Regions from separate parts of the Homo sapiens genome. Here region 1 is linked to region 2. A link is a loop called in an ENCODE intact Hi-C map of the cell type or tissue named here. Cell type or tissue: CD14-positive monocyte. All regions are shown on one strand. Each heading gives the region's core, and the rest is flanking DNA. Links, peaks and the distances in the headings are about the cores only. Region 1 overlaps ARLNC1 (androgen receptor regulated long noncoding RNA 1). Region 2 overlaps CDYL2 (chromodomain Y like 2).

The links. Peaks named below come from ENCODE experiments on the same cell type or tissue, not always from the same donor. Only the 100,000 strongest peaks of a DNase experiment are listed, where the experiment ranks them.
Region 1: a loop joins it to region 2, with 2.5 times the contacts of the local background. A loop is called at or near these places in 3 of 110 quality-filtered maps.

Annotation. Positions count from the first base shown.
Region 1 is chr16:80,819,457-80,831,932 of GRCh38, reverse strand. It overlaps ARLNC1 (androgen receptor regulated long noncoding RNA 1), which reads left to right. Exons shown (of 3, transcript NR_131948.1): 3 at 1,176-3,198. Among named protein-coding and RNA genes, the nearest start is that of CDYL2, 21 kb to the right of the region's middle. In CD14-positive monocyte, for the core only: CTCF peaks have their summits at 6,759 and 6,963 (motif pointing right); a DNase peak (open chromatin) is centred at 6,952.
Region 2 is chr16:80,663,227-80,675,702 of GRCh38, reverse strand. The region is part of intron 2 of CDYL2 (chromodomain Y like 2); the gene reads left to right. Among named protein-coding and RNA genes, the nearest start is that of LINC01227, 97 kb to the right of the region's middle. RefSeq lists enhancers at 4,337-4,386, 8,328-9,288. In CD14-positive monocyte, for the core only: no CTCF peak of the experiment used is centred there; a DNase peak (open chromatin) is centred at 5,302; H3K27ac peaks cover 315 bases.

The DNA of each region.
Region 1 (12,476 bases), core at 2,371-10,370, 160 kb before region 2:
CCTGAGGTTGGGTAATTTATAAAGAAAAGAAGTTTATTTGGCTCATGGTTCTGCAGGCTGTACGTGAAGCATGGCCAGCATTTGCTTCTGGTGAGGGCCTCAGGGAGCTTCCAGTTATGGCGGAAGGCGAAGGAGAGCTGCATCACATGGCGACAGGAAAGAACAGAGAGGAGGAGGTGCTAGGCTTTTTCTTAGTACCCAGATCTTGCCTGAACTAATAGAGTAAGAACTCACTCATAGGTATGGCACCAAGACATTCATGCATGATCTGCCCCCATGGTCCAAAAACCTCCACTAGGCCTCACCTCCAATACTGAGGATCAGATTTCAACGTGAGATTTGCAAGGACAAATACCCAAACTGTATCACTTGCTTATTATCTTTCTCCCTCTACTAGAATATAAGCTCAAGAATGACCAGGATTGCATCCGATATGCTCACCATCGTATCCTTCCCATGTACAACTGTACCCTGCACACACTAGGTTCTCAAGAAATATTCATGTAATAAGTGAATAATTGAATGAATGAATGACTAAGTGAAACTTCTCTTTACAACAAGCAAATGTAATAGCCCTTTCTAAGCTCTCATCATCCTCATTGTCCTTGGTGGATTCCCACCACACTCAGAATTCCTTTTCACCTTTCCATGCATATGAGGCCCCACCTAATCAGGTGCTGGTCTTCTTAGCTTTCTGTCTCCTACCACTTTTTGTCTTGCTTCGGGAACTCCACTGTCTTTTCTGTTATAGGAACATGCTAAGGTTATTCTTCATAGTCAAGAGCACAAGCTCTGAACCCAGCCAAATCTGTTTTTGAACTCAAGTTCCACTTATTGCTAGCTGTGTGATATTGGGAAATTCTTTATGTTCTGTAACCCTCACCTCCCTCATGTGTAAAATGGAAGTAATGATGGTACCTGTCTCATATGTGGCAACTACGTGGGGCAGCACACTCAAGGAATGAAGGAAGTTTCAGTGAATGACAACTTTATAAAGACAGTGTTGAGGCAGCCCAGTGCAGCGGTTTGGGAGCCAGGAACAGCGTGTGGGCCGGAGTGTGGCTGCAGGACAGGAGGTCAAAAATAAGGGTTGAGGGTGGAATAGGAAGACCCCGGAACGTCATCCTGGGAGCTTGAGATTTTATTCTACATTTCTCTTGTTCTTAACTATTTAGGGTGATGGATCTCTGCAGTAAGTGGAAGAGTTCTTCATGGCCCCCAAGGTTATATCCATCTAGAACTTCAGCACGTAATTTCATCTGGAAATAGTGCCTTTGCGGATATAAGTTAGGTAAAACTGAAGATGAGATCATACTGGATTAGGATGGGATCTAAATCCAATGAAAATGTCTTCATAAAAAACAGGAAAGAACCCATAGAAACACAAGGAAGAAGGTCATGTGAAGATGGAGGCAGAGATTGGAGGGATGCAGCCACCGGCCCAGGAATGCCAGCAGCCACCCAGAAGCTGGAAGGAAATGAGGGATTCTCTCCTAGAACCTTTAGAGAGAACATGGTCCTGTGAACAGCTTGATTTTGGACTTGCCCATAGCTTGTATACTCTTACTTTGGATACAATTTTATCCAAACTTGGCTAAACAGTTTCTCAGCCTATGGAAAATTTAAAATGGAGAAGATTCAACTCGATTCTTACAGATTCAAAGCAAGAAAATGATGGGAACATAGGAGGAGACCAAGAAAGCCTATAAAAAGCAAAAATATGAAGTGAACATTGTGGTAGCTTTAAGATGTTTAGTGTAGCTGCAGGCACCCTATACACATGAAAACCCCCAAGGGGAATCCCCATATCACAGTGTAGTGTGATATTTGACATTCGTGATCATCTAGAGATGTACAGAAAAGGTGAATCTGTGTTCTGTATATTCTGCCTAAGGCAAAGAAATGTTTAGCTCTCTTTAAAATAGTTCCATAATTTTTTCTAAAAAGCTTTGCTTGAAAACTGTAAGCTTCCCATATCTGGAGCATTTCACTTTAAATATTTGGATAAATATGTTATCTTCTTACTTGGACATTTCATGTGTTTAGGGATTGTCTTCTAAATTCTTCCTAATTCATATAGCTGCTAACACTTCCCGCAGAGCTAAACCATTACAGATATGAAATAAAGACCTATTGATTTGACTTACTTTTACTTGTAAAACCTTCTGAGTGTTATAACCTCATTTAATCTTTCAGCATTTACAGTTTCAAGAGTTTGTGTCACAATTAGAAGAATTCAGCTGCACCTCCAAGTGACAGCAGTTGCTCTGGTTGGTGGGTGATCTCAGGAGGCTTGAGAATTGCTTTGTCTGTGAGGGAAGTAAGACATTTTCAGAGCCCCACTTTAGAAGGTGTGAACTGGCTAGATAATGAACCCCAGGGCTAACGCTGCTATAGCAGTGGGAAGGAGGTGATGGGTTTTCAGTTTGGACCTCAAACATCAATACCCTCCTGGTACGGGGAGGAACAGAGTCCCTCCTTTACTTCTCCATTAGAAAGAATGAGATGGCAAGACAATGAAACAGGCAAAGTGAACAGAGATGCAAGACAAAATTCAGGTGAGAGAGCCAGAGCATCACTCAGCCATTCCTGACATGTAAAACAGGCAACTAGAAATTTGCAGAAAGGAAGCGAAGTCTCCATAAAGATGTTTTTAAAGTGAGCTTGAAGTATTTGGAGACAATTCAGTGTTACATAAAATCTGCAAATCTCTGGATAAAGAAGCAGAGATCCCAGCATGGGACAAATGGAGCCTCAAAAGTGGGAAGAAGACAGAGAAGACCAGGGCAGAATGCATCTCTTCCTTTCTCTTGGCTTTCCTGGATAAGGACTGCATCATTCCTGTGGAAGGACAGGCCATCAGCTCCGAAACACTGTATGTATTTTCCAGTATATACTGCTAGCTGTGTGATGTTGGGAAAATTTGTTACCCTGTCTAACCCCCACTTCCCTCATCTGTAAAATGGAAATAATGATAGTACCTACCTATCTCATAGGTGGCAACTACAAGGGGCAGCACACTCAGGGAATTAAGGAAGTTTCAGTGAACATCAACTTTATGAACACAGTGTTCATAAAGGCAGGTCAGTGCAGTGGTTTGGGAGCCAGGAGAAGCACGTGGGCCGGAGTGTGCCTGCAGGAGACAAGGTCAGAGATGTTGCTAATAATGGAGAATAAAGGATGCATTCTCATTACTGACCTTGGAGTCGTTCATTCATTCCCAGAATGTGTTTTGTCAGCTTACTAAAACACTAAGTTAAATAATCCCAGGTTTTGTTTATTATAGATACTAGGACTTAGTGGACCCAAGGTTAATGACATCCAGAGTAGACAAACATCAAGTGTGTACTGCTTCTGTGCCAAGCGTCCTTCATCTAGATGTCCATGGATCATATTTGGGAGGAATGAGGAGTTCCTGGAAATTTATATGAAATTCAGTGTAGTTGCACGTGTGCACTTTCATGGCCAGCCAACCAATAGCTTTCACTATGTTTTCCAGGATCTGTGATCCTAGTAGGGATAAACAACACAGCCTTTTAGAATACTCTCTTAAAATTTTATTATTGCCATAGTACATAAATAATATGATACTGAAGTTGTCAAAAATGCATATGAACAAAACGAAAAATTATTAATGCCAAAGACTAGTTATTCCTACAGATGTTAAATATCAAAAATTATATATGTATAAAAATACGCACACACAACTAAAATACACATTAGATATATATACAGTCATGAAGCGCTTAACAACAGGGATATGTTCTGAGAAATGTGTCATTAGATGATTTCATCAATGTGCAATTATCAGTGTACAGTATTTATGCAAACCTAGATAGCATATGTAGAGTTTTATTTATCAACATTTCTTCACATGGAAAAACAACTGTTTCAGCACCATTACTGAATATCAATCATTTCCCCTACTTGATCTGCGGTGCCAATATCAAGTACCACATATCAGGTTTCTATATACGCTCCATAGTAATCTTATGGGACTACCATAATACATGCAGTCTGCTGTTGGCTGAAATGTCATTATGTAGCTCATGACATGTTATATATACTATATATTCTTAGAAAAAATAATGGTATACAACAAAATATTGGTCAACTGTTTTCCCATCTTGAAAAACATGCATGCCTTTTCTTACAAATAAATACACATTTACATAATCATCCTTAACAGCTGTAAATGTATAATAATTTAGTGAAGCATTTAAGACTTCTCTGGATTTTTCCTTATAAATGGCACCAAGATGTATAATACTTTTTGCCCACTTATCCAATTATGTTTAAGGATAAATTCCAGGAGTAGCCTTCCTGAGCCACTTTTTAAGTCTTTCGATGTTTTACCCAGTTGCTTTTTGAAACATTTTATATCAATTTATACCTCAAGGACAGTGTAGGAGGGTGCTTCCTTCCTCTTTTCTATCCCTTAGCCAAAATTGGGTATGATCATACTTTATATCTCTGTTAATAAGATAGTTAAAACAGCAGTCTCAATATTTATTTCAATTTCTTTGGTGGTTAGCCAAATTAAACACATTTTAACGTTTTTTGTGGCTATTTTTATATTTTCTGAAACTTGTCTTTATTAATGTCCTTAGCACCTTAGGACATTCATCTTTTTTTTCACTTGTAAGAATTTTTTACATATGAATCCAGCAGCACATATGCTGCAAATAAATTTTTTGGTTTGGTTTGTGGTTGACTGAGTATTTGTAGAATGAAAATTTTAACCTTTTATGTAGCCAGATCTTTAAACTGTTTCATTTAAGTGTTGCTCTTTCATGTTATTTTTAACTAGATATGAGATTTTATAAATATTCATCAGTGTTTTCTTCTAGAGACTTCATAGTTTCATTTTGACACTTTATCTAATTTCTATTTTTATATCACTCAACACTTTTTTTAGGTTGTGCATGGTAACAAGTGATCCCCAAATTTCAGGGGCTTATAATAATAACGATTTACTTCTCACTCACTTTACATGTTAGCTGTAGGTTACCTTTGGTGCTATTCCAGTTGTGCCTCATTCTGTGACCTAGACCGAAGAGGAAGCCTCTACTCTGAGCTCCTGGAAGAGAGACAAAGAGCAACAGTGGGAGCGTGCAATGGCATATAGAACTTCTACTATACTGGGGTATTTGTCACTTCTGTTCACATTTCATTGGCCAAATTAAGTCACATGGCTAAGCCTGATGTCAATGAGGCATGGAATTGTAATCTCATTGAAAAGGCAGCTCATAATTCAGAACTAAGTACAATCTACCTTATTTTTAGAGTAGGGCCTAACTTTATATTTTCCCAAATACTTAGCTAATTGCTTCAATACTATTTGTTAATAACCTGATTTTTTACACTACTCTGTGATACCACTTTTATCCCATATCACATTCTAATAGGTCCTTCTTCCTGTTCCTAAACTTTGTGTTGGGTTTCACTGAGCACCAGGACAGTTAGTGCTTTTTAAGGCAGATAGGGTAAGGCCCACTTTATTTCCCTTCATTTAAAAAGAGTCTTGGGGCCGGGCACGGTGGCTCATGCCTGTAATCCCAGTACTTTGGGAGGCCAAGGCGGGTGAATCACTTGAGGTCAGGAGTTTGAGACCAGCCTGGACAACATGGTGAAACCCCGTCTCTACTAAAAATTAGCTGGGCATGTTGTTGCCCGGCTGAGGCACGGGAATCACTTGAGCCTGAGAGGTGTAGGTTGCATTGAGCTGAGATCGTGCCACTTGCACTCCAGCCTGGGTGACAAAGTGAGACTCTGTCTCTAAATAAATAAATAGTCTTGGGTATTCTCTATTTACTATTCTAGTTGAATTTTTGAAAACCTGTATTCATTCCAAAAAAAGAAGCCCTATTGAGATATAGGTTGGAATTGCACTATATAAGTGGATTAATTCGGAAAAGAACTGATTTGTTTGCAATATTGTCGTTTCATCCATGAATATAGTATGCCACTTTATTTGTCCATGTCTATTTTTTATTTTTCTTAGAGTTTTGTAGATTTTTAGAAGCGTGTCTTAAGCTTCAGATTTATTTTTTTCAAGAAAAAATAAGTTTTTGATACTTTTGCAAAATTAGTTTCCCCTGTGATATTTTATAAGTAGTTGTAACTGGTTATTTCATTCATAATTTTTTTTACAAGAGTAAGAAAGATTTTAGAAGGAGGGGGAATCTTACTGATATTTATGAACTTTTCCTCTAACCCTAGTGCAGTAGGATTGTTCAACCAAGAATACAGTTGAATTTATCAAAGGCTTTTTTTTTGTCCTTAAAGCTCTTCACAGGATTTTTTGCTTGTTTCTATTATTAAATTATACTGATGATTTTATAATATTGAACTATCCTTGCATGTCTAAAAATAATGCTGACTCGACAGTGATATTCTTTGAATATGCAGTTGTATTAACTTGCTATAATTATTTGGATGACTTTTTGTATCTATATTTAAATTTTAATTTGTCTTCACATTTCCTTTAGGGATATTTTTGTCAGCTTTTTCTGTGGTATCAGAGTTATACTGATTTTATTAAATTAGAGAATCTTCTTTTTAAAATAACATTTTCGAAGAGTTTGGAAGATATAGGAATTAATTGCTTTCTTAAAAGTATTCAATTGATCCTAAACCATGTTGGGGAGAACTTGTTTTCTTTTTACTTCTTACATGGCCATTTGGATTTTTGAGTTTTTGAGTCAAATTATTAATAAATGATATTGAAGCAATTAGTTAAATGAACTCTTGAGTCAGTTTTAGCTATTTATAATTTCCAGCAAAATTTTCCCGTTAGTCATAATTTAAAAATTGATTGACATAGCCTCTAAAGTATCTTGTACCATTTAAAATATTTCAGAAGTTGTAAATTAAAAACAATATTGAAATTTCACTTTACAAGGGTTTTAAGGTACGAACAAAGGCAGAGCAAAGGTGTCAACTCCATCTGCTACCAACAGATGGCGATACAGTCACTTTATGTTACTTTAGATTTAAGAACAAATGGACTGAAAACCTTCCAGAACCTGATTTCTTTAGACCTTTTACCATTCCTAACATTATGTGATTGCCTTGCTTCTCTCTTCCCTCCCTCCTTCCTTCCTCCTTCTCTTCCTCCCTTTCTTCCTCCTTTTCGTCCTCCCTCTTTTTCTCTTTCCCTGTCTTCCTTTCTCTTGTGTAGACTTGGAATGCATTAGTCTTTTCAAAAAATTAGAGATTGGATTTGTTTTTTGATTTATATTTGTTAATTCCTGATTTTTAAATTTCATATCCTTTTCCAGCTTTTTAAAAAGTTAAGTGCTTAGTTTATTTTCCATATTATTTAATAATGAAAGCATTTAACTCCGTAAATAACTCACTGATTAACACCTTGACTGTATTCCATTGGTTTTGATATAATCTGTTTTCACTGTAATTAATGTCTAAATAAGGTCATTGCAATTTTGTTATCTTCTTATACATAATTACGTAGGACAGAATTTGTTTTATATTCCATGAAGGGAGGTCTTTAATATCTAACTCCCTATAGTTATGAAGTTGTATAAGGTAGCAAAGTTGTTGTAACATGAAAGGTTTACTGATGAATTAATTACTTATAAAATTGCTCTTATCTTCAATGTTTCTTGACCAGTAAGACCAGGGCTTATACCTGTTAATCTGGTCATATTTCTTTGTCTAGTAACCGCTAGTTGATTTATGCATATTTTTCTGACAAAACATAGCAGACACATTAGATTTGATTAAAAAGAGATCCTGTAGAATTTTATGAAGTTGATGAAAGTGATGTTGGAGAACTGCTGGAATCACTCAAATTTCTTTGATAAATTAGGATCTGGCAGAATGCAGCTAAAAGAGAAAAATCTACAAAGATGATGACATGGTAGCTTCAGAGAAGAAATATCTAAATAGAAAATCATTAAAAGGACCTTTGGGAAACTGATAAAGGCTTTGATATTTCTTAAGAAAAATTACTCTTGATTATTCAAATACGAAGGATGGCTGTATCCTGAGCTCCTAAATTTTGTCAGAACAAATATGCCAAAAATCAATGTTTAATTTTTCCCAGCACTTTGGGAGGCCGAGGTGGGCAGATTACTTGAGGTCAAGAGTTTAAGACCAGCCTGGCCAATATGGTGAAACCCCATCTCTACTAAAAACACACACACACACACACACACAAAAGTTAGCCAGGCTTGGTGGTAAGCACCTGTAATCCCAGCTACTCAGGAGGCTGAGGCAGGAGAATTGGCTTGAACCCAAGAGGCGGAGGTTGCAGTGAGCCGAGGTCACGCCACTGCGCTCCAGCCTAGGTGACAAGAGTGAGACTTGGTCTCAAAAAATAAATAAATAAATAAAATGTTTGTTCTTTAATTTTATTATATATGCAATAAAATAGACTCCCTGTGATAATTTTTTGTTTGAATTTTCAAGGTAAAGTTCCACTCCAACTTTTTTTTCACATTATAAAATTTTGAACTTCCTTATAAGGGGATTTGCTTTGAAAGGATTATTCTCAGAATCTATTATCCTCAGGCAATGCCTGTAATTTATTTATAGTATTATTGCACTTTATTATGTGTTCTGTGTCAGTGGTCCACAACCTTTTTGGCACCAGGGACCAGTTTCATGGAAGACAGTTTTTTCATGGACGGGTGGGAGGAAGGGATGGTGTTGGGATGATTCAAGAGCATTACATTTATTGTGTACTTTATTTCTGTTATTACATTGTAATATATAATGAAGTAATTATACAACTCGCCATAATATAGAATCAGTGGGAACCCTGAGGTTGTTTTCCTGCAACTAGACAGTCCCATTTGCTGGTGTTGGGAGACAGTGACAGATCATCAGGCATTAGATTCTCATAAGGAGCACGCAACCTAGATCCCTCAAATGTGCAGTTTACAATAGGATTCGCCACTATGTTGCCCAGGCTGGTCTCAAACTGTTGGCCTCAAGTGATCCTCCCACCTTGGCCTCCCAAAATGTTGGGATTGTAGGCATGACCACTGCACCCAGCCCAAAATTCTTTGTAGTTTTTGTTTTTAAAATTAAACTTTCAAACTTTTAATATTCTAGATTATATATATATATATATATATATATATATATATATATATATAGTCTAATTGACCTGCCTAAAACAGAAATGGTATGTTTGAGTTTTTCCAAATTACAGTTTTTGTCAGTTTTTCTTTGTATTGCTAACATTAAAAAATGTATTTAAATGGAATATTCTGAGGAATAGAACAACCCAAAAAAGTTATTTATCTTACTTTAACTTTTAGTAGCAGTTAGCATTAGATGTTTTACATGATTTTTTTTGAAAAGCTGTGAGCATTGATAAGTATTTGCTGAATAGTGCGTCGTATCCTTATTTTGAATTATGACTCTTATTCTTGTAAAATGTCCCCCTTTGTTCCATTTAGTGTTTTTGTCTAGATTTTTTTTAATCTAATATTCATTTTACATTTGTACCATGTCTCTTACATTTCTTGTTTTTTAAACATGTTATAATCACTTTTGTATTTGTATTTTGTGAAAAACATGTTGTTTCTGACCCATCATAATTTGGGGGCCTAATTTAAGAATCTTTGCCTCTCTCTGGGCATTTATCCCATTCACCTTGGTCCTTATGATAGATATTGCCCCTGCTATCTTAACTCATGTTTTTTGTTAACTTCTTGCTGTCTCCTTTATTTTCTACCTTAAGCTGTGTAGAGTATAATGACTTAACTGTTATATTTGTCGGTGTTTTAGAGGCTAATATAGCACGTAAGTTCTAGTAATGAATTATCTTTGGTGTTTTAAATTTGTTTCTAAGATCAGGAGCAAAGCAGTTATGTTTGGGCTCCCAATGCTCTGTCTTCTATGTGAGAGAAAGTATTTAGTATAATTCACTTCCTCCTTCTTCACAGATCTTGGTACCAAATTATTATTACATCGTTACTTTCCCCTTTCCATTTTAAAACTAGACTTAGGCCAGGCACAGTGGCGGGCACCTGTAATCCCTGCTACTCGGGAGGCTGAGGCAGGAGAATTGCTTGAACCTGGAAGGTGGAGATTGCAGTGAGCTGAGATCGTGCCACTGCACTCCAGCCTAGATGACAGAGTGAGACTGTCTCATGCTAACAAACAAACAGAAAACTAGATTTAAAATGACTGAAGTATTTTTACCAGTTTCAGTATTTATTGCCGACCCATTCCTAAGATTTAAATTTTGATTAGATCATACAATCAGGCAGGTTCTTTTTCAAGAAGGGCACATGAAAAGTATATTTTCTGAGTTCTTGTTAATATGAGAATGTTATTGTGTTGTCTATACATGTAAATGACTACTTTCTTTGTATAAAATGGTTACAGGTTTAAACTGTTAAAACTTTAGCTCACCACTTTCTTTATGATATCTTCAGATTTTGCTTTTGTTGTATTTTTTCTCTTTAGTCATAATTTTTATCTTATCTTTGTTCTCTAATCTCCATTTTCCATAATTATCATACCTTCCTTCTTCATCTTAAAATCTTTGTCTTTTTATGCTAAATTCTGAGGGGCAAGGGGAAAGGGAGTATTCTGAAGTTTACTGTCCACGTCATGTACTGTCAATTGTCTACAATGTTGGTTTTTTTGTTTTTTTTTTTTTGAGACAGGGTCTCACTCTGTCTCCCAAGCCAGAGTGCAGTGGCACAATTTCAGCTCACTGCAACCTCTGTCTCCCAGATTAAAGTGATTCTTCTGCCTCAGCCTCCTGAGTAGCTGGGGTTACAGGTATGCACCACCATGCCTGGCTAGTTTTTTTGTTTTTAGTAGAGACGGGGTTTCACCATGTTTGCCAGGCTGGTCTTGAATTTCTGGCCTCAAGCAATCTGCCTGTCTTGGCCTCCCAAAGTGCTGGGATTACAGGTGTAAACCACCACGCCCAGCCTTACAATGTTGATTTTAATTTTACTACAGCATTTAAAGTTTCCTTGAAATCTTTTCTGTCATTCACATTAAAAAAAAAATCTTTCTGTTGCCTATTCATCTCAATCTTATGACTCTCTAGTATTAGAAAAGCTTATTATTTTTTGTTCTTTTTTGAGAATCTCAGCTAGGTTTTGAAATTTTTCTTCTAGATTTTGGAGTAGCTTATCTTTAGAGGTAGGCTGTTCCTGACTTTCTTATTATTTAGTAGGTGTGTCTTTTCTCAGATTAAATTCCTTATTTTCCCACTTACCTTGTGCTAAAGAATATTGAAATTACAGCTTTGTAGATAATTATACATTCAGAAAAGTGTAATAATTCACTCTTAAGAGAAAAATATTCTTCTTCTTAATATGTATTTTTAGCTATACTGTTAATTTAGATCAATAAAATAAACTTTTTTCCAGAGATAACTTGGCCTTTAATGGTCTTCCACCTATTCTGAAGAGTCAATTTATGAAAATGCTTTTATTGTTTTTTTGTTGTTGTTTAAGAACCTTGGTTTAAAAACAATGTTATTTCTTAGAATATTTTTTGATTTACAGAACATTTGCAAAGGTAATAGAGAGAGATCCATATATTGCTCAGTTTTCCCTATTATTAATACAATACATTAATAGGGCACATTTGTCATAATTGGTGACCAACATTGATACATTATCATTAACTAAAGTCTGTATTTTCTTCAGATTACCTTAATTTTTATCAATATTCTTTTTTCTGTCCCAGGATCCCATCCAGGATCCCACATTACATTTGATTGACATGTCTCCTTATATTCCTCTTAGTTGTGACAGTTTCTCCGACTTCCCTTGTTTTTGATACCCTTGACAGTTCCGAGGAGTACTGGTTGTATATTTTGCAGAATGCCCTTTGGCTGAGATTTGTCTGATGTTTTCCTCATGATTTGACTGGGATTATGGGTTTTTGAGAGAAATATCATTTTTATCATGTCATAACAAGGGTACATGCTGTTCACATGATTTGTCACTGTTGCTGTTGGTGTTGATCACCTGGCTAAGGTAGTGTTTGTCAGGTTTCTCTAAAGTAAGGTTATCACTGCTTACCCCCTCACCCTTTCCATACTGTACTCGTTGGAAGGAAGTCACTATGTGCATCCCATTCTTAAGGAGTGGGAATTTATGCTCAATCTCCTTGAGGCGGGAGCATCTATATACATTACTTGGAATTCTCCTGCACAGGAAAATGGTCTATTCTCAACCATTTTCTTATTTAGTTATTTCACTATTGAATCATAAATATTTATTTTATACTTTGAATTTAATCCAATACTACTTCATTTATTTTGACTCAAATTGTCCCAGCTTCGGCCACTGGCAGCATTTTCAGTTGGCTCCTTTGACATGCCCCCATCGCTGTGGGTTTATTTATTTTTGAGCACTTCCTTATTTTCTGGAATCATAAGATGTTCCAGGCTCATCTTGGATATTTCCCATCCTAGTCCTGGAATCAGCCATTCCTCTAAAGCAAAAACACTCTGGTTCTTTTTACTG
Region 2 (12,476 bases), core at 1,546-9,545:
AATAAAACTTCACCTCCTAATGTCGGTGAAAAGCCGCTCTCCCTGTTGAGGGTTCCAAAACAATAATAAAACTTCACCTCCTAATGTCGGTGAAAAGCCACTCTCCCCATTGAGGTGGATCCCAGGGCCTTCCTCCACCCTGACTCCTCACACAAAGCAGCCAGTCTTCATGAATGATGATGATAATGGTGGCAGCGGTGGTGGTGGTGGTGATGGTAGCAATAGTAGCTAACATTTCTTGAGGTCTTACTGCAGGTAACGCCTAGCTCTTTGTATTTGATCTACTAAATGTGATTTAATTTCCTCAGTGGTTCTCTGATGGAGCAGTTTAACAACATAGCAACATAACAAGGTTACCTGGGATCAACCTTGTTTATAGATGGGGAAGCTGAGGCTCAGCAAGGGTAAGACACAGCACTGAGAGAAGGAATTAGGGTGTGGTGCCGGGTCTGGGGATGCTGAAGCTGTTGGGGGTCTGTGACCAGTTTTGTAAATGAAGAAAGGTACTTCAGGGATTCAGGTTGAAGCCAACAGACCTTTCCCAGATGCCAAGGGCATTGTTCTGGCCAACACCCCTGGGCCTGCCTTTGAGGCATCTTCAGTAGTATCAGAGATGCTGACTTGGCATTCCAGGGAGGTGGAACCTCTGGTCCTGGTGATTTTCCTTAGGGCCTTAGATTAAAACACACACACATGTATGCATGTACATACACATGCACATATTCACATCACAGATGTACACATCACACACTCATGCACACATCATATATACACACACACCTGCACATCTATGCATTGTAAAGGGGACTCCCTCAATTGTCAAAGTTTATTTCAATGCTAGAAGAAATGGCAAAAAAAGGACAAAGATCTTCACCAACTGATGAATGGATAAACAAAATGTCGTCTTCCCAGACGACGGATGTTATTCAGTCATAAAGAGCAATGAATAGTGGACATATGCGGCAACGTGGATGAACCTCAAAACCACATATGATATGATTCCACTTATGTCAAATGTCCAGAATAGGTGAATCTGTAGAGACAGAAAGTAGATTAGCCGTTGCCAGGGGCTAAGGGGAGGAGGGAGTGGGGAATGACTGCTAATGGGTACGGCATTTCATTTTGAGCAATGAAAATGTTCTGGAATTAGATTATGGGGACAGTTGCACAACTCTGCAAGTCACACTAAAAATCACTGAATTGTGCACTTTATATGGGTGAATTTTATAGTATGTAAAATAAATCTCAGTAAAGCTGTTTTTGTTTTAAAAAAAAGGAGAAGAAAAAGAAGCTAGCAAGTAGGATGAAAAATAACAGCTACCGTTTCCCTACTGCTTGCCATGTGCAAGGGAGCCTTCTAAATGCTCTCCAAGAAGCTGTGCATTGAATTTCCTCGACAGCCCCCATTTCTACACTGGAAAATTAATGCTTAAAGAAGACACGTGCATTGCTTGAGTTAGTCCAAGTGTCACAGAAGGTGGAGCTGGAATGGAACCACAGTGCCCACTCGTGAACCCAGGCTCCCATGTGGGAAATCGAGGTACTCTTAGTGAACCAAGGGACGCTGTATTAGTTCCCTATGGCTGCTGTAACAAATTCCTCCCAACTTGGTGGCTTAAAGCAACACCACCTTCTTCCCTTATAGTTCTGGAGTCAGAAATCTAAAATGCATTGGCAGGGCTGTGCTCCTTCTGGAGGCCCTGTGGGAGAATCCATTTCCTTGCCTTTTCCAGCTTCCAGAGGCTGCACGTTCTCCTCGGCTCGTGGTCCCTCATCTCTATAACCTTTGCATCCATCCTCACATCTCCTTCTCTTGACTCCAAGCCCCCTGCCTCCCTCTTACAAGGACTTATGTGATTACACTGAACCAACCAAGATAATACAGGATAATCTCCCATCTCCAAATCCTTAACTTAATCCCATTCACAAAGTCCTTTTTGCCATGTCAGGTACCACATTCATAGGTCCCAGGGATTAGGATATGAGATCTTTAAGGATTTGCTATTCATCCCACCACAGGCATTTAGGAGAGTTTGAGGGGAAGAAAGGGTATGCATATGGGTTTGTATTCTTGAATGGGCAAGAAACCTGCTGGTAACAAGGAAATGTTAATTTTGTCGTCTAGATTATTAAAATTATTTCATTTAAGTGCACTTGCACATCTGTGCATTGTGAAGGAAACTACCTTAATTGTCAAAGCTTATTTCAATGCTAGAAGAAATAGCAAAAGCCACATCAAGTAGATTATTTCATTTAAGCGAAATAATTATTTTGTTTAAATGAAATAATCTACTTGGTGTGGACTTTGATATAACTGGAAAGTGTTGAAGTTGACTTAAATTCACTTGTTGATTTTTTTAAAATTATTTATTTATTTATTTTTGAGACAGAGTCTTGCTCTGTCGCCCAGGCTGGAGTGCAATGGCATGATCTTGGCTCACTGCAACCTCCGCCTCCCGGGTCCAAACGATTCTCCTGCCTCTGCCTCCTGAGTAGGTGGGATTACAGGTGCATGCCACCATGCCCGGCTAATTTTTTTGTACTTTTAGTAGAAATGGGGTTTCACCATGTTGGCCAGGCTGGTCTTGAACTCCTGACCTCAAGTGATCCACCCACCTCGGCCTCCCAAAGTGCTGGGATTACAGGCATGAGCCACCACGCCCGGCCTCCCTTGTTGATTTTAGAGATGGGAGCAAGCAGCTCCTCCTACAAGACACAAAACACTTATCTAATCCTAGGATGCATTTCTATACGACAGTTACTGCATGACAGTGTTTTGTACAAGCCAGCGTGAGCCTTCCTAGTGCCCAATGAGCTGCTGTTAATAATGACAATAACAGCAATTGCACCAACAACAGATATTTATTAAGCCCTTGCTATGAGTCAGGTGTTGGTGGGCTAAGGATGTTACATTTAGCAGCTCTGTTAATCCTGACAATTCTATGAAGTAGGTTGTCTTTTTATCCCTGGTTTGCACATAAAGAAATGGAGGCTTTACAAAGTTAGTTAGGCAGCTGGCCTGCAGCCTCCAGATGGTAACAAGGTAGAGCCAGAATTGTGGTCCTCTTTCTTCCTTTCCTTTCCTTTCTTTTCCTTTCCTTTCCTTTCCTTTCCTTTCCTTTCCTTTCCTTTCCTTTCCTTTCCTTTCCTTTCCTTTCCTTTCCTTTTCCTTTTCCTTTGCTTTGCTTCTTTCCTTCTTTCCTTTCCTTCTTTCTTTCCTTTCTTTCTTTTCCTGGGCATTTTAAAATGGCTTTCTTACATCACCTTATCCTGTGATATCTGACTGTATCATTAGATCTTAATCACACACAAAGGGAAAGCCTGTTCTACTCATCTCTCTCTCTCTCTCTGTGTGTGTGTGTGTGTGTGTGTGTGTGTGTGTGTAACATTTTGTATGAAAACACTTGTATTTTGATTTTTCTGCTCAATATAGCGTATGTCTGTTTCCGTCTATTTCCATATTGGGCAACTCTTCATATTGGAATTTTAGTAGTGCCATTTATATGTTTTCAGAAGGATATACAGGTTGAATGTCCCCAAGTCCAAAATCTGAAATGCTCCAAAATCCAGAACTTTCTGAGCATCAAAATGATGCTTAAAGGAAATGCTCATTGGAGCATTCAATTATCAGATTAGGGGTGCTTAACTGGTAAGTATAATACAAATATTCCAAAATCAGAAAAAATCAGAAATCCAAAACACTTGTGATCCCACACATTTTGGATAAGGTATACCCAACCTGTGCAATATTTGATTTATGTAGCCAGTCTCTTGTTGTTGGACATTTAGGTTAGGTCTAAACATCTTTGGTTTTCTTTCATTTTTTTCTGGACTATTTTTCTAGACTAGATTCCCAGAGGCAGGATTATACTGCTAATTTTACCATATCCTTCTAACTCCATCCAAAAAAGAATAATAACCAGTGAGGCATAATTTTCTAGTTTTGTCATTGCCTTGCCAGACGTGTGTGTTTAAGGGGAACAAGAGGAGCCTCGGTATCGTTTATTTGCATTTCTTTAGTCTCCACTGAAGCTGAGCTTTTTCTCTGCATGCTCAAGTACTCTTTGTAACTTCCTCTTTGTGGCTGGTTCACTCCTGTCTTTTGAGATTGGGGAGAATTCAGATACACAGGGAAGAGGTATGGTATGGCAAAGGAGGAGAGCCCAGAGCATGTTTGCTGGTTGGTGAGAAGATGCGTTTGGGGCAGGGGCTGGTGTGCTTAGGGAAAGACTTGGGCGACAGCTGAAAGACAGGCTGGGGCCAGGTGCAGGAGGGGCCTGGGTGGCAGGGAACCCCCTGTTGTACTTGTGGCAGCCACTCTAATGCAGGTCATCCATGGAAGGACTGGTCCTAAATTTTTGATGAACTGGCAGAAATACCAAAATCTGGTTCTGGCCCCTATGTCAGCCACTCTGGCCTTCCTCTGGCTTGTCCGTAACTCTGTACCACCCTCTTTAAACCCACTGGGCAGCTCGGCTGATAGACATTCTCCATTAAGGGCTGCCCCAGACACCTCTACTACCTATACCCACCTGTCTGCTCCCTGGAGAGCTATTAATAAGGAGCCCAGGGTGTGGGTGACTCCAGAGAAACATCAAAGAAAAGAGATTTGGTAGGGGCTGCGGCAGGAGAGAGAAGCCTCCACTGGGGTCAGGGATGCCATAGAGGAAAGTCACAACCCTAGACTGGTTAGAAGAGGAGAACCCAGGAGACAAAATCCTGAGGCAGCCTTCTTTAGATATTCATGTTATTCCAGGTGGTGGAAGAACAGCTGGTGAGGCAAGCCCCTGTGTATAGAGCCCCTTTTATCTTCCTCGTGCGCAACCTGACTATGCTGTGTATAGAGCCCCTTTTATCTTCCTCGTGTGCAACCCGACTGTGGTGTGGTGTTCCTGGGAGCGCCAGCCTCGAGGCCTCGATTCACACTTTTTATGTTGCAACATGGCTTCTCTTTCTTTCATCCTGTCCCAGAAAGAAAATCGAGACCCTGGGGCAAAATGAGCCTGGAAATAGGTTTGCGCACCTCGTGTCATTAAGACGTTGCCGTCCACGGAGCCCCGGGGTTCTCTGAGGGCCTCCTGGTGAGAAGCCAGATGGGTGGACTCCAGCGCTCCCTTCTCCATGTCAGCCACAGTAGCTGCTTGTATTAGTCCATTCTCAAGTTGCTAATGAAGACACACCCGAGACTGGGTAGTTTATAAAGGAAAGAGGTTTAATTGACTCACGGTTCCCCAGGGCTGTGGAGGCCTCAGGAAACTTACAATCATGGCGGAAGGGGAAGCAAACACATCCTTCATGTGGTGGCAGCAAGGAGAAGTGCTGAGCAACCGGGGGAAAGCCCCTTATAAAACCATCAGATCTCATGAGAACTCACTTCAGTATCACAAGAACAGCATGAGGGTAACCGCCCCCCGTGATCCAGTCAACTCCCACTGGGTCCCTCCCACCACACGTGGGGATTATAAAAACTACAATTCAAGATGAGATTTGGGTGGGGACACAGGCAAACCATATCACTCCTGTTTTATTTGTTTCATGTGAGGGTTTGTCATGTGCTTTTGTTGAGGGAAAAGAAGACAGGAAATGAGAGGACTTAAAGCATATTTCTGAATACACCAGTTTAATAAATCTGCCCACCAGTGGCATGAGCTACTTGATGAGGTTGTTGTGCCCCATGTCTTGGGTTGTTTGGGTGGACTTAGGCAGACTTAGGCAGAGGGATTCCTGCATGGAGACGGGTGAGATTAGGTGGCCTCACAGGACCGAGTCAGCTCCTCAGAGCATGTGTCTGGCTGGGCAGGGTCGTGGCCGCTCTGCAGTCAAGACCCTCATGGTGTGCACTCACTCTCCTCATGGCTGAGCCATGTGTCACCACAGCCCATGTGTGCAGAAATACTCAGCTCATTTTTGGAGGCTCCTTGTCCAAGTTCCGACAGGTGCTCAGGGAGCTTTTGCAGCGACCATGCAGGGAGGGAGAACACAGGCTCTGCTTTCAGTGGGGGCACCTGCCTGAGGCCACAAAGCCAGCCAGAGGATAAGAGTTAGCTGTCTTGCCCACCGACCCTCCTGCTTGGCCTCTCTCGATGTCCTAGCTCCCAATTCTGGCATCCCCCGGCTGAGGGAGATCCAGGTACTGACCTCTGATTGGCTTTCATGGCTCCACGCTTACACCTGTCTGTTCCCTGCTGCCCCAGATCTGTGCCACCATCTCCCACCATCTGCTTGACGCGGCTCCTTGTCCCCACAAGACGGCAGTGAGGTGGAGGGGGGACATCTAAAGGGCCACTTCCGACTTGGTTCTGAGGACCATTGTCCTGAGTCTTACAGTGAGGGCAGAGCCACTTTCCATGGTCCGTGGGGCCTCTGAGTCCTGGGCTGTGGGGCCTTGGGGGTCAATATATCGTCGTATCTGCTTCCCCTTCTTGGCACTTTGCTGGATGCTTCCTCTGCTCGGCCAGGCCGGTCACCTTGGCCTGTCGTCTTCCCATTACCTTCCAGTGTGCAGAAATGTGGCACCCACTATTGACTCTTCTCCTTTACTTTTGCTTGTGTTAATACTTAAAAAAAAATCTTTTACTGCCATTTTAGAGTGGTTTCAAGAAAGAGGAGACAAATTTGTCAGTGTGGTATATCTAGGTCCCTAAAATGTTCTTCTTTTTTTCTTTACTTTTTCCTCTCCTCTCTTCTCCTCTCTTCTCTTTTTGTTTTCTAAAGTTACAAATAGGTGAGTTGTAAAAAATTCAAACAGTATGGAAAATATAAGCATTTAATTTTAATTTTATTTTTAAATTATTATTATTATTTGAGATGGTGTCTGACTCTGTCGCCCAGGTTGGAGTGCAGTGGGGTGATCTCGGCTCACTGCAGCCTCTGCTTCATGGGTTCAAGTGGTTGTCCTGCCTCAGCCTCCTGAGTAGCTGAGATTACAGGTGCCCACCCCCGTGCCTGGCTAATTTTTGTATTTTTAGTAGAGACAGGGTTTTGCCATGTTGGCCAGGCTGGTCTCAAACTCCTGACCTCAAGTGAATTTCCTGCTTTGGCCTCCCGAAATGCTGGGGAAAATATAAGCATTTTAGAAATTAAAGTCTCCATATTCTCCCTTCCCAAATCCTATTTAGAGGTGACTTCTGTTAATGTTTCCTTATGGATCTTTTGGGACTATTCTCTAAGTTTATATATATGTATATGTATTTATATATATTAAATCTATGTACTTTATTACATACCATATATTATATATGTGATTATATTACATATTTACTTAAATATTTGTTTGTTGAGTGATGAACAGGAATTATCCCATTTCTTTCTCTCTCCATGTATGTAGGTATAGATATGTATATATCTGTCTGTCATCTGTCTGTCTATTCATTTATCCATTATTTATCTGTTAGCCAAGGCCTCACCAAGTTGACATCCGAGTAAAGATTGAAGGTGGTGAGAACACCTTGTCCTGCAATTTCTTTTTTGACTTAAAGCCTGTCTTGGAACTCTTTCTGAGTCAGGACGTGTGGAACGGCCTCCCTGTTTTTGGCTGCTTGGGATTTACGGTGTGCAGGGACTTAACTGTTCCTCTGTGATGGCCATCTGGGCTGCCTACAAAGGGACCTGCTCCTGCCAAACCTGGCTAGGGCCAGTCTTTGTAATGCTTTTCCAGGCCCTGTTGTTTTAATTTTAGTTTCTAAATGTGGGTGAGCATCTTCTCATGTTCCTTCCACTTGTGTCTCTCCCTGGGCATTGCCCGGGTGCCATCCTGCTGTGGAAACAGTGGTGGCGAGTCAGGGGCATTCAGCCATGTTGCCTGGAACAAATGACCCAGCCTCTGTGGGCCAGATTCTTAATTTATAAGATGCAGATATTCATACCTCACGGGTTGGGGGTAAAGAATAAATGAATTCGTTTATAGGAAGCCCTTAACATATTCGCTGGCTTGTGGTAGACATTTGATAAATATTAGCCGTTATTTCAATTTTTTCCCCCTTTTTCCAACTGGGTCTTTATATTTCCCCACTTGTTTTTAAAATCACTTTACATACAGTACACATATATGAATCCTTTCCTATGTATGCTAACCAGTACTCATAAAATGACTGCCATATACCAGGAACTGTTTAGACAAATAACTGCAATACCTCATGCTGTGATGGAGACATGCAGAAGATATTGTGGGGCCATAGGTAAGGGCACCGAAGCCAGCTTAGGGGAAGGAATTACTGAGGGCTTCTTGGAGGAGGTGATGCATAAGTGGAATCTGATAAAATGAGCCGAAATGACTGAGGAAAAAGGCAGGGATGTCAGGAGGTGATGACAGCATGTACAAGGGCATAGAGCTGAGGGACAGCCTCTGGGTGCCTGTTGACACATCACAAAGAATACAGCAGTCCAGCCAATTCTAGAGCAGCCTGCACGGGAGGCTGAGCTCCAGGGAATTCCTCGGGTAGTCAGGCTTGTCTTAAGAACCAGATAGATGGAAGCCCACCCCATCTGTCTGTGTTCTGCATGTGTGACTCCCTCTGTCTGAATGCCTCCCGCTGTGAGCCCTCACGTGAGTAGTAACCTCTGCTCATCCTGCAGGTCTGGCTCAAGCAGCAATTCCCCCATGGAAACCTTTGCTGACTGCCAGCATAGCTCAGTTTCCGTTTTTATTTGCACACATGGAATGGTGTTTCTTGGTTGACAGCACTGACCTCGGTTTGTAGTGGTCACACTGATTATTCGGGTAATCTCTGCCTCTTTCACTCGATCAGAAGCTCCACAGGGGAGGGATGGTCTCCATTTTTGTTCACAGCTGTATCACCAACACCTAACAATGCTGGGCACTTAGCAGGTGCTTAAGAAATGAATGAGTGAGTGAATGAATAGATGAAAGAGAGGACTTAAGGAGCCGGTTCTGCTTTAAGATGGGGGTCCTGAGGCCAGGTCCACCCACTGCAAACCCTTCTGACATCTGTCAAAGCTGCCCATCCCCTGGCCCAGTCTTTCCTTCTCTCCTTGAGTTGTCCTGGGTGTTGGCTTCACAGCCTCTGCTCATGGTAACATGTCCTGGAAAGCCCGTATTTTGTCAGGGCTCTTCACAGCAACGACAGGATTCCCTTCCCATTGGCTCATCTGGTGATTGTTGTCGCCATCTGCCACGATGGCCCTGCTTGCTGTGTTCCTCTTCCCTTTATATTCACGAAGCCACAGTAGACTCTTAATAAAGCGCCAGGCTCCCTCCCCCATGAAGGGCATTGTGAGTTCTTTTCAGCAGGGTGCATCTCATTTGGGCTGCAGCCTCTGTATTTTGCGCAGTTCTTTGCTATGAGAGAGCGAATGCCCAAATCATGTAATTTATGACCTGCCTTGATGGTAACATAGGACATGAAATTGGTGGACTTCTTAATAGACGTCCCAGTTACAGGAAGTATTGTAAGATTTCACCTTTAAAATTGCTCTCATTTTGCAGGTAGCATAGAGGCGAAGAAACTGATAAGAGCAGGCAGGTAGAAAGAGGCTCCGTGTGTTCAAATACAAACATTGCCTCTTAGCATCTCCAGGCAGGTCTTACCAGCTTTTGAGCCTCACTTTTCACCTCTGTAGTCCGGGAATAGCAAGCCTGCCAGAAAGGATGAAGCAGTGGGTCCTGGCGCCTCATGAGTCTTCATTTCTCTTCTCCTTTGTCAGACTCCGCTTCAGGTGGAGCTTCCTGCTTTGCTCAAGAATGTGCTTTTCTACCCCACCCTCAGCCTGCCCTGTCGTTTTTTCATTGATCCTAGGATATTAGGTTTTATTCTGTTGCATAAGCCAGCAAGGCGAAATCAAGAGGGACAGCCCCTGGGTGCCTGTTGCCACATCACAAAGAATGGGTTGCAGGACAGTGGACTCTGTTACTTTTGTGACTTTTCCATGGAAGTTAGAGTCTTGAGTTTTTCACCTGCCATCTTGGTGACAGTGCCACTGAGTAGGAGGTTCTGCCTCCGAGTTTGTTCTTTCTTCTTCTGTTCCACTGTGGACCTCTGGAAGCTTCTCCCATCTTCATCTCCTTTCCCGATTCCCTCCCACTTCACCACCCTTGCAGAAAGAGGGTCTGTCCTGAGTTCCTGGAGGTTTAGCAAGACATCTCCATCTCTGGCCTGGCTTCCACCAGTAACTCCTCATATTATTAGGTTGGTGCAAAAGTAATTGCGGTTTTTGCTATTTTTTTTTTTTTTTTTTTTTAATGGCAAAAACCTCAATTACTTTTTCACCAACCTAATACTTGGTGGCAGTGAATGAGAAACAACTGGTCACAAGATCTGTTGAGCCCTCGTGTGTGCCAGGCATGGCATTGAGTGCTGAGGATACAGCCCAACTCATATTCCTGTGGGAAGAACTGAGGAAAGAGCCAAATATTCCAGTGAACTGTGAGCAGGTACGGCAGTGCCCTACATGAACGTGGATACCACCGAAGCAAGGAGATTATAGACGCAGCTTCCACCTGAAGGATGCATGGAGCTTGATCAGGCAAAGAGGAGAGGGGAGAGTGTTCTAGACAGTGAGAACTATATTTTAATTAAGAAGATTTGTAGAAAATATGTAACATCTATTTCAAGCATCATTAATAAATGCCATTTATGATTTCTTCATGAAATATTTATTAAATGACTGCTGTGAGCTAGTATTGTATACCTAGAAGCAGGTCTCAGCATGCCTCGTTCTGGGGGTATGATGAGTAAGGCAAGACAGAGTTTAGGGAAGAAAACAAACAAATGGGGAAATGACAAATACATTGACAATCTCCATACCATGTCAAAATAGCCAGCATTTACTGAGCCCTTGCTAAGCCAAACCCTCTTGCTAGCACTGGCAGTTCCTCAGTTAATCCTAGCAGGGAGGGTCATTACCCTTCCCATTTCACGGATATGGAAACTGAGGTATATGCAGGTGAAATAGCTTGCCTACAGTCTATTAGTCAGTAGGTGGCTGTTCCAGGATTCAGATCTAGTTGTCCTGGCTTGAGACCTAGATTCCTAAATTCTCCTTTTCTGCTTCTTGAGGGACAGGGCTATCTGGGAGGCCAGAAGAGAGCTACATTGTATTTGGAAAACTTTAAAAAATTTTTAGCGTTTTGAGATCATTTTCTCCCCTACAGTTCACTTAAAGAGGCATTTGCTTTCCCCTCACTATGTGGTGGGGACGAAGGCTGTAGAGATGACCAGCCGTGTCTTCCAAAGAACTCAAAGCTTATTAAGCTGATTAAGGGATCAGCTGGTCCCCAGTGACCTGCTGCAAAGCTGAGCATGCGAACTCAGGAAGGCCCAGGACACCGGAGCCCTGGGGATGGGCTGTTCCCGGCGCTTGGGGAGGAAGAGACAGCTGTCTGGAAGAGAAGCATTTCAAGTGGCCCCGGAGGATTAGATGTGTGAAGGTGGACGGAAATGACATTCCTGGCCAAGGGAACAGAGGAAGTAATGGCTCAGAGGGTGGAAAACTCAGTTTCGGAGAACCTCAGACAGTCCTGGAAGTTAAGGTGTTTATGGGGCAAGAGTGGGAGTTAAGGCCAGAAAACAGGATGAGGCCAGACGATGGAGGCATGTGAACTTTTGAGCAGGGGAGTTGCAAGAAAAGGTGATAAAAATGAATTTTAAAGGAAATCACTTTATACTTTGATACCCTACAGAATATTTTGCCACATACCAGGATCCTGGCATAATAGAGCTTTTGGAGTTAGCATGGCCTTGGAGGGTTTTAATGCAGGAGACATGATTTGATTTGTAGAAAAAGTTCCTTTTAATCAGGTTAGTTTTGTATTTTGAATTCATGCTTTACACTGCTGAATGCTTTAAACATTTAGGCGGGGCATAGTGGCTCACACCTCTAATCCCAGCACTTTGGGAGGCCAAGGTGGTGGATTGCCTGAGCTCAGGAATTCGAGACCAGTCTGGGCAACATGGTGAAACCCTGTCTCTACTAGAAATACAAAAATTAGCTGGGTGTGGTGGTGGGTGCCTGTAATTCTAGCTACTTGGGAAGCTGAGGCAGGAGAATCACTTGAACCCAGGATGCGGAGGTTGCAGTGAGCCAAGATCATGCCACTGCACTCCAGCCTGGGCAAGAAGAATGAAACTCTGTCTCAAAAGAAAAAAAAAATTTAGACATCTGACAGTGAACATCATAAGATTACTTAGAGGTGTTGGATGTAGTGATTAGATAATCTGAGAACCTAAACTTTCTTAAAATTCGAAGTGTATGGATTTTATCTGGCATAATTTTAACATGCCAGATGACAGTTAACTGTGGCTAAGATTTTTTTTTTTCTTGAATGCACCTGTGAATTTGAGCCCTGCTATTGCATTCAGGTCCTGAGAGCAAGGATTCTGTACATGGGACTAGGGGCTTTTGGTTCCACTCAACTGTAGAACTGATGAGTCTTCTCTTTTATTTAACTCTCCCCTCCACCTCACCTCCTGACATGATTGATGACCGGAAGTGCTCAAGCTGAACTCCCCCTGGGTTGG